Regions from separate parts of the Homo sapiens genome. Here region 1 is linked to region 2. Evidence: chromatin loops called from intact Hi-C (ENCODE). Cell type or tissue: heart right ventricle. All regions are shown on one strand. Each heading gives the region's core, and the rest is flanking DNA. Links, peaks and the distances in the headings are about the cores only. Region 1 overlaps STARD7 (StAR related lipid transfer domain containing 7). Region 2 holds the start of DUSP2 (dual specificity phosphatase 2).

Region 1 (4,382 bases), core at 189-4,188, 51 kb after region 2:
ACATTGGGCCAACACAGTGACTCACACCTGTAATCCCGGCACTTTGGGAGGCAAAGGCAGGAGGATCACTAGAGCCCAGGGAGTTCAAGACCAGCCTAGGAGACATAGGGAGACCCTGTCTCTAAGAAAAAAAAATTTTAATTAGCCAAGTGTGGTGGCGCATGCCTGTAGGCCTGGAAGCTGAGGTGGGAGGATCACTTGAGTCCAGGAAACAAAGGCTGCAGCAAGACATGATCACACCACTGTACTCCAGCCTGGGTAACACAGCAGGACCCTGTCTCAGGGAGAGGAAAGAAAAAAAAAAACCCTCCACTATGGAAATGTTCTTGATTTGAGGTTAAACAGATGTGACAACTAAATATAATCCTATCTGTACTGAAGTGGAAAATGCTATAAAGGACATTGAGTCAACTGATAAAACTGATAAATACAAACAGAGGACTACATGAAAGTGTTCCATCAGTGTTAAATTTACTAATTTCAATAATGGTATCATGATTAGTTAAGAAATACGGCATATGGCTAGTTTTAGGAAATACACACTGGAAGAATTTAGGAGTAAAGGACTATGATGTATGTAACTTACTCTTAAGTTGTTTGGGGAAAAAAACAATAAAGCCTCATAAAATACATTAAAGTATTCATATCCATTCCTCTATCTGATATTCCCAACAGTCCTGTGGGAGGGTAAAACTGATCTCATCCCCATGGGACAGATAAAGAAATTCTAAGTCAAATGTTTACCTAAATGCTATGCAATGTGGATGACAGGTAGATAGATGGATGTACTTAAGCCAATGTCACCTGAGTCAGATAAATGATTCATGTAGACAGTAGCAATTGATATGCTAGGAGGCTCCAAATCTGGAGAGAAAAATTAACTCACCTGAACATTGAAGAACTGCCGAGGTGTCACATCTGTGTAGGTTCCAAAAACTAGAATGAAAAGAAAGAATAAGGGATGCTGGCCATACTCCAGTCACTCGCCTTGTTTCTTTCACCTAGCGGCGTTTCAGATCTAAAGTACTAAGAGATCTTAAAGGCAGGTTCAGAAACTAGAAGTCTTAGTAGAGCAACAAAGAAAGACAAAGAGGATGTAAGCAAAGACAACACTGAGACATTTGTCATCTGGGAGAAGAAAAACAATAAACAAAAAACTACGGCAAATTTTCTGAGAAACAACCAGAACAGTTTAGAGAAGTATGAAGAACAGAAATCCCATGCACCTGTGCAACTATGGAACCCAAAAGATAGCCACACTGGGCTCACCTCGGTACTGGTAAAGGTGGGTGCCTGTAATTGGGCGCCGCCACAGCTTAAAGTGTTTCTTATCCATCACCATTTCCCAACGTTGCTCTTTGCCCTCTGAATCTTCATTCCCTTCTGTTTGGGCTTTTGGTTCTGGAGGGTGGTGCTGGACTCCAGAGCTCTGAAACATATTTGACATTTCTTCCAACCGCTTCATCTCATTAATAGATCTGTAAAGGGGAAAAAGAGCCATGGTGAGGTGGTTAGTCAGCCCTGTGAAATGAAGTGTCCACACAAAGGTCTGTGCAAGAAGGTTATACAGTAAACCACAGTATGTAGTATATAAACAGGACACAGTATAGTCAATAAAAACTGAGTTCCTGAGTTTGAATCTTAGTCCAACACTCACTAACTAGATTATTATTTAACCAGTTCCTATTTCTAAATCTATAAAATGGAAATAATAATAGTACCTATCTCGAGGTTGGCTATAAAGATTACAAAGTGTCAAGTGCTGCAGGGCGTGGTGGCTCACGACTGTAATCTCAACACTGGGAGGCAGAAGAGGGTGGATCACGAGGTCAGGAGCTCAAAACCAGCCTGATCAACATGGTGAAACCCTGTCTCTACTACAAACACAAAAATTAACCGGGCATGGTGGCGCGCAACTGTAATCCCAGCTACTCAGGAGGCTGAGGCAGGAGAATGACTTGAACCTGGGAGGCAGAGGTTGCAGTAAGCCGAGATCACGCCACTGCACTCTAGCCTGGGCGACAGAGTGAGACTCTTGTCTCAAAAAAAAAAAAAAAACAAAAAACAAAAAACAACGAAAAAAAAGTAAGTGTCAAGTGCTTAATATCTATGGCCAGGCACAGAGGCTCACTCCTGTAGTCCCAGCACTTTGGGAGGCCAAGGCAGGAGGACTCCTTGAGGCCAGGTTCAAGACTAACCTGGGAAACACAGTGAGACCCTACCTCTAAGAAAAAATTTAAAAAATTAGCCAGGCATAGTGGCACATGCCTGTACTCCAAGCTATAGGCTGAGATGGGAACATCACTTGAGCCCAGGAGTTGGAGGCTGTAGTGAGCTACAATTCTGCCACTGTACTCCAGTCTGGGCAATACAGTAAGACTCTGTCTCTTTTTTTTGTTTGTTTTTTTGAAACAGAGTCTCACTCTGTCACCCAGGCTAGAATAGAGTGCCATGATCTGGGCTCACTGCAACTTCCGCCTCCTGGGTTCAAGTATTTCTCCTGCCTCAGCCTCCCCAGTAGCTGGGACTACAGGCACGCGCTATCATGCCCGGCTGATTTTTTGTATTTTTAGCAGAGACAGGGTTTCACCGTGTTACCCAGGACGGTCTCAATCTCCTGACCTCATGATCTGCCCGCCTCGGCCTCCCAAAGTTCTGGGATTACAGGCGTAAACCACCGTGCCCAGCTACACTGTCTCTTAAAAAATAAAATAGGCTAGGCGCAGTGGCTCACGCCTGTAATCCCAATACTTTGGGAGGCTGAGGCAGGCGATCACCTGAGGTCAGGAGTTTGAGACCAGCCTAACCAACGTGGAGAAACCCTGTCTCTACTAAAAATACAAAATTAGCTGGGCACGGTGGCACATACCTGTAATCCCAGCTACTCGGGAGACTGAGGCAAGAGAATCGCTTGAACACGGGAGGCGGAGGTTGCAGGGAGCCAAGATCGTGCCATTGCACTCTAGCCTGGGCAACAAGAGCGAAACTCCGTCTCAAAATAAAATAAAATAAAATAAAATAAAATAAAATAAAATAAAATAAAATAAAATAAAGCCAAGCACAACGGCTCACGCCTGTAATCCCAGACTTTGGGAGGCCGAGGTGGGCGGATCACCTGAGGTCAGGAGTTCGAGACCGGCCTGGGAAACATGGTGAAACTCCATCTCTACTAAAAATACAAAAATTAGCTGGGCATGGTGGTGGACGCCTGTAATCCCAGCTACTCGGGAGGCTGAGGCAGAAGAATCACTTGAACCCAGGAGGCTGAGGGTGCAGTGAGCCAAGATCGCACCATTGCACTCCAGCCTGGGCAACAGAGTGAGACTCCATCTCTAAAATAAATAAAAAATAAAATAAAATAAAGTGTTTGTTATCTGGCACGTAAGTAGCCCTCAAATGTTAACTATGAAGGTTTATGGTTTTAAAATGTCAATTGATATCTTTTGTCCGTTTTTTATTGGGTTGTCTTATTATAAGTATGTATGTATTTTTCCCCTTTGTTTTTAAATTGATAAATTCACATACCATAAGATTCATTCTTTTACAGTGTACAATTCTGTACTTGTTAGTATATTCACAAGGTTGTGCAACCATCACCCCTAATTCCAGAACATTTTTATCACCCCCAAAAGAAACCTCTATCTATCATTAGTCACTTCCCATTCCTGCCTCCTCCCAGTCCTAGGCAGCCACTAATCTACTTTCTGTCTCTATGGAGTTGCCAATTCTGGACATTTCAAGTAAATGGAATCATATGATATGTAGCTTTTGTGTTGAGCTTCTTTCACTTAGCATACTTTCAAGTTCAACCATGCTGTACTTTATTCCTTTTTATAGCTGAATAATATTCCATTGTATGGATAGATCGCATTTTGTTTATCCATTCATCAAATAAAATTTGTTTCCACTATTTTATTATAGTGCTATTATAATAGCACTATATTATATTACTGCTATTATAATACTGCTGGCCGGACGTAGTGACTCATGCCTATAATCCTAGCACTTCGGGAGGCCAAGGTGGGTGGATCACTCTGAGGTTGAGTTCGAGACCCAGCCTGGCCAACATGGCAAAACCCCATTTCTACTAAAAATACAAAAATTAGCCAGGTGTGATGGCAGGAGCCTGGAATCCCAACTACTTGGGAGGCTGAGACAGGAGAATTGCTTGAACCCAGGAGGTGGAGGTTGCAGTGAGCCAAGATTGCACCACTTCACTCCAGCCTGGGCGAAAAGACAAAACTGTCTCAAAAAAAAAAAAAAGAATACTGCTATGGACATTTGTGTACAAATCTTCATATAGACATGTTTTCAATTCTCTTGGGTAGATTCCTAGGAGCAGATTTGATGGATCATGGTAACTATGCTTAACTTTTTAAGCA
Region 2 (4,382 bases), core at 254-4,253:
GGTCCAAGCAGGCTCCCGGGTATCAGATGAGACCAGATGCTGGGTTGTTGTTTTTTAAATATAACAATATTTTATTGACATATCCTGAATGTTCTGTATAAATATAAAGTGCTAAGTTTCCAACCCCTGCCCACAGGGCTAGGAGGAAGCGGGGGAGGGAGTGTTAAATGTCAGCTGAGCACAAATAATTTTCCAGCGCCAGCACAGGTGTGAAAGGCTCACAGACAGACACACGCAACATGACACACCCATCACTTCCCAAGTCCCCAGCTTCCCCAGGAACACAGGGCTTGGGCTCCAGGCCCTGGGCAGACGAACCCACAGACAGGGCTCCTGGTTGTCACAGCTTGTTCCTTGGAGCTCTCAGGCTGCCAAGGGCTTCAACATGGTGGTGGACCAGGGAGAGTCCACGGTATAGCGTCTAGCTGATTTCTGCCAGAGGATGGGGAGGGAAAGAGCAGACACACCCTTGGTTCCCGACCCCGAATGAGGGCCAGCCTCAGTCCCCCAGCAGAAGAGCACCAGGTCGGAAAGACCAGCATGCCGGCATTCCTAGAGCCCCCATGTGGGGGCTTCTGAAACTCTGAGGAGGTAGCAGCCCTGCCAGAGGTGAGGGGACTGTGCTGGCCCAGAGGGGAGCCCACCAGTCCACAGTCAGCTCCTGCCAGCACAGTGGGGCAGGCAGGCAGAGGGGCACCACCTCAGTGACACAGCACCTGGGTCTCAAACTGCAGCAGCTGCCCCATGAAACTGAAGTTGGGGGAGATGACCCCCCGGCGCTGCTTAACGAAGTCAAAGGCCTCGTCCAGCCGCACACGGCGACTCTGCATGAGGTATGCCAGACAGATGGTGGCAGAGCGCGAGATACCCGCCTGGCAGTGCACCAGCACCCGGCCTCCGCTGTTCTTCACCCAGTCTGCAAGGGAGATGGGGGAGTGGTGTCAGACGGAATGTGCACAGCCCAGGAGACAGGTGCCCCCAGTCCTCTCCTCTGGAGCCCCTCGGGATTTCTGGGCAGAGGTGCCCCCTTACCAATGAAGCCTATGGCCTCCTGGAACCAGGCACTGATCTCCACCATCTGGTTGTCCTCCACAGGGATACTCTTGTAGCGGAAAAGGCCCTCAAAGTGGTTGGGGCAGCTGGCGGACACGTTGAGGACGGCTGTGATGCCACAGGCCTGCAGCCCCTGCAGGTCTGACGAGTGACTGCAGCTGCCCAGGAACAGGTAGGGCAAGATCTCCACAGGGCCACCCTGGAGGGAACAGAGGGGCGGTGAGGCCTTTCCAGCCCAGCCCCGGAGAGCTGGAGCAGCAGCGGGTGGAGACCCCATGGGCTGGCCGAGACAAGAGGACTCCTCAGCCAGTCCTCCTGACCTGAGACAGGTCTCAGGAATGTGCGGAGGACACACCGGGACATACATTTCCCTTCATGCTCCCAACATACACATGCAAACATACACAGACCCATACAGGCACGCGCGAGCAGCCATGCCCCACCCCCTCCCCCAACACACACACGTATAAAAGTGTGTGTATATGGGCAAACTGCTCGCATCCCCAAATGGCAGGCTCTTTCCCTAGAGGCGCCCAGTCCGCGGCGGGGAGAGAGGGAGGTTCGGGGGAGGGGGGTCAATACTCACCTGGTCGTAGACAGGAGCCCTGGAGTCGGAGCGGCTGGTTTTGTCCCCTGTTGGCGGCAGCGCAGGGGCGGGGGCCTCAGAGCACAGATCGGGACAGCAGCCCTGGAAGCCGTCGAAGCCTCCTGCAAGGAGGGGAAGAGCACGATCAGCAGGGAAAGCCGGGCTGGAGTCGGGTGGGGCGGGCCAAGGGCGGCCGGCTTGCTCACCTCGCAGGAAGTACACGGCAGTGGGCCCCGCGCGGGTCTCGTGCAGCAGCGCGGCCAGCAGCACATGAGCCGGGCTGTCGGGCCGGAGCTCCGCCACCGAGGCACTGCCCTCGTCCAGCACCACGGCCCGCGCCAGCTCCCCGCGGACCAGGCGCGTCCGCAGCGCGCGGTCGGGCAGCAGGCAGGCGAGAACGGCGGCAGGAGGGCCGCGCGCGCGGCGCCGCAGCAGCGCGTTCCAAGGCACTGGCCGCGCGGCGCGCACGTGGCGCCGGCAGAAGGCCAGGAAGGGGCGGCAGTCCAGCAGCAGCGTGCGTTCCGCCTCCCGCGGATCCCGCAGCAGCGTGCCCAGCGCCGCGCACTCCAGCTCGCGCGCCGCCTCCAGCCCCATGGCCACCGGTGCCTCTTCCTCTTCCTTTCGGTCTTTCCCGCGTCCCGGGCTCTCGTGGCGGTGGCGCTGCCCGAGCGGTCGACTCCGGGCGCCCTCCGCGGCGGCCCGGGTTAAGTACCCGTGGGCCGGCCTCCGGGGCACCATACAAGGGCAGAGCAGGAAGGCGCTGGCGCCCGCGCCCGCCCCCGCCCCTCACGTGGGGCGCAGTCTGGGCTGACCTGGAGACTTCGGGGCGGGGGGGAGGTTGAGGGGGAAGGCAGGGCGCGGGGACCAACACACCGGGAGGAGGCGGGGACCAGCGACTAAGGGAAGGGAAGGTGTTACCCGGAGTCGGAGGGACTAGCACCCCTCCGTTTTTGCGCCCACCCTTTGACCTGTCCCAAGCCACTCAGTCCTGGGGAACCCAGCTTCTCAGATGCAGGTCCCCCTTTAGGGCCAACGATGACCCTTGGAGTACCCCACCCCCTAACCCCACGCTTCCTCTGCCTTTTCCCTTTCCCTCCCAGAATTTTCCTCTTAGAAATTTGTCACCACAAACATTGACAAATGCCTGCTGCCACGGGTGATTTCTACACTGGATGATGGGGGGGGTCCCTGCTGAGATGTCCTATTTCTCATCTATTTGGAGACCTTGAGCCAGAGGGACTTTCTCTCTCCTCCCCCTCCCCACCCCCCATTGCCTGGATAAGACCAGTACTCAGGGTCTTGCAGTAGGTTGGTGGCCAAGCTAGGCCAGAACACAGTCCCCGGGGCCCAGGCCCCTGGGCTTGGGCCGAAGGGAAATGAGGGGGGGTCCCAGGGCCTTTCATGGGGAAAGCAGGGGTCTGTGACTGGTTTCCAGTTATGTGTAGGGCAAAGCTTCTTCCTCCTGGGTGCAGGGAAAGCCCCCAGGCCCCAGAGAGAAGTACTTCCCCCTGCCACAAGCCCGCCCTGGAGGGAAGTCCGCTGACGCTCCCGGCCCTCCCCAGGCCTGCGGGGATTTCAAGACCTTGGCAAGGGGAAGAGGGAGAAGCAGAACAGAACTGGCCTCCCCCATCCTAGGCCTCCCTGTCCAGCCCCGCCGGGCAGCAAAGTCCAGGGCTAGCACTGCACCCGGAGGACTGGGGGCCTGGGTATCCCCTCCATTCCGCCCTCCCCCAGCCCTGCTGCCGGATGTGGTGAGGCCCAGGTGTGCGTGGGGTGTCTGAGCCACAAGAATTGTTGGCAGTGAACTCCCAAACTCAAGCAGAGAAGTTGAGGTGGGTGGAGACAGCGTCACTGCGCTGGAGCTGCCCTCGCCCTGCCCCCAGCTGCGTGGGATTTCAGAACCCACCCTCCAAGCCCCCAGTCTCCTGAGGCCCTCCTCCGTGCCCTCTGAAAGACCCTTCCGGCTCCCCCACAGACCCCTGTGTCCAGACCGTCTTGAAGAGTGACAGCTGGGACCTGTGGAGAGCCCGCAGCCCTTCTGGACTTGTCTGCCCTGAGTTCCTCACAGCAGTGTGCTGTATGCCTGGTTGTGTGCAGGGCAGCATCGTACCTGTGCAGTTCCACTATGTGTGAGAAGGAGCTGGAGCTTGTGTGTGCTGGGGTCAGAGCCGATGCAGAGGAGAAAAGCCCCAAGGACTCCAAAGGTCCCTGGGGCCACGTCACCCTCTCAGTGTCTCCATCTGTAAGGGGAGCACATCATGGTGCAGCGGCTCTTCCACACTGGCTCCAACGCTCTAAGGCTACTCCACTGTCTGGGCAACTTGGCTGAGGCCCCGCTGTCCCTGGCAGGCCAGTCTGGAGGCTGAGGCAGCAAAGCCCACAACAGAGCCAGGGAGTCTGGGCCACAGATCCCAAAGGCTGATATGAGCCCTTATCTTTGGCATCGGCCTCCAAATGACTTAATGCTTATTCCAGGGGCAAATTACAGAGCGTGCAGAAGGACAATCAGGTCCAGTCTTGCTGCTGGGCCAGGAGCCAAAGCCTTCCAGCTCTGTGGGAGGACCCCAGCCAGGTGGGATCCCTGATTCAGGAGTGAATTCAGCTCAGCCGTGTAAGGGGCTCCAGACCCAACTCCCATGCTGGGCTGGGCCTCTTCCCCTCCTTCTGGAGAATCTGGTATACCTTGCCGGGGAGTTCTGCATGTGGGGAGAGCATTGCTGAAGGTTTGCTCTCATAGCACAGT

What was found. Hi-C counts contacts between places; a loop is a spot of excess contacts. Peaks named below come from ENCODE experiments on the same cell type or tissue, not always from the same donor. Only the 100,000 strongest peaks of a DNase experiment are listed, where the experiment ranks them.
Region 1: it touches region 2 in a loop (2.1-fold over the local background); 24 of 110 quality-filtered maps call a loop at or near these places.

Annotation. Positions count from the first base shown.
Region 1 is chr2:96,194,072-96,198,453 of GRCh38, forward strand. It overlaps STARD7 (StAR related lipid transfer domain containing 7), which reads right to left. Exons shown (of 8, transcript NM_020151.4): 2 at 1,270-1,478; 3 at 887-936. Among named protein-coding and RNA genes, the nearest start is that of STARD7-AS1, 12 kb to the right of the region's middle. In heart right ventricle, for the core only: a CTCF peak has its summit at 1,791; no DNase peak of the experiment used is centred there; H3K27ac peaks cover 1,613 bases.
Region 2 is chr2:96,143,122-96,147,503 of GRCh38, forward strand. DUSP2 (dual specificity phosphatase 2) reads right to left here and starts at 2,319. Exons shown (of 4, transcript NM_004418.4): 1 at 1,846-2,319; 2 at 1,640-1,761; 3 at 1,033-1,252; 4 at 48-916. The coding sequence starts at 2,233. The coding sequence ends at 702. RefSeq lists enhancers at 1,249-1,298, 1,701-2,202, 2,999-3,878, 4,289-4,382 and a silencer at 1,929-2,688. In heart right ventricle, for the core only: no CTCF peak of the experiment used is centred there; DNase peaks (open chromatin) are centred at 2,105, 2,430, 3,260 and 4,086; H3K4me3 peaks cover 2,335 bases; H3K27ac peaks cover 2,461 bases.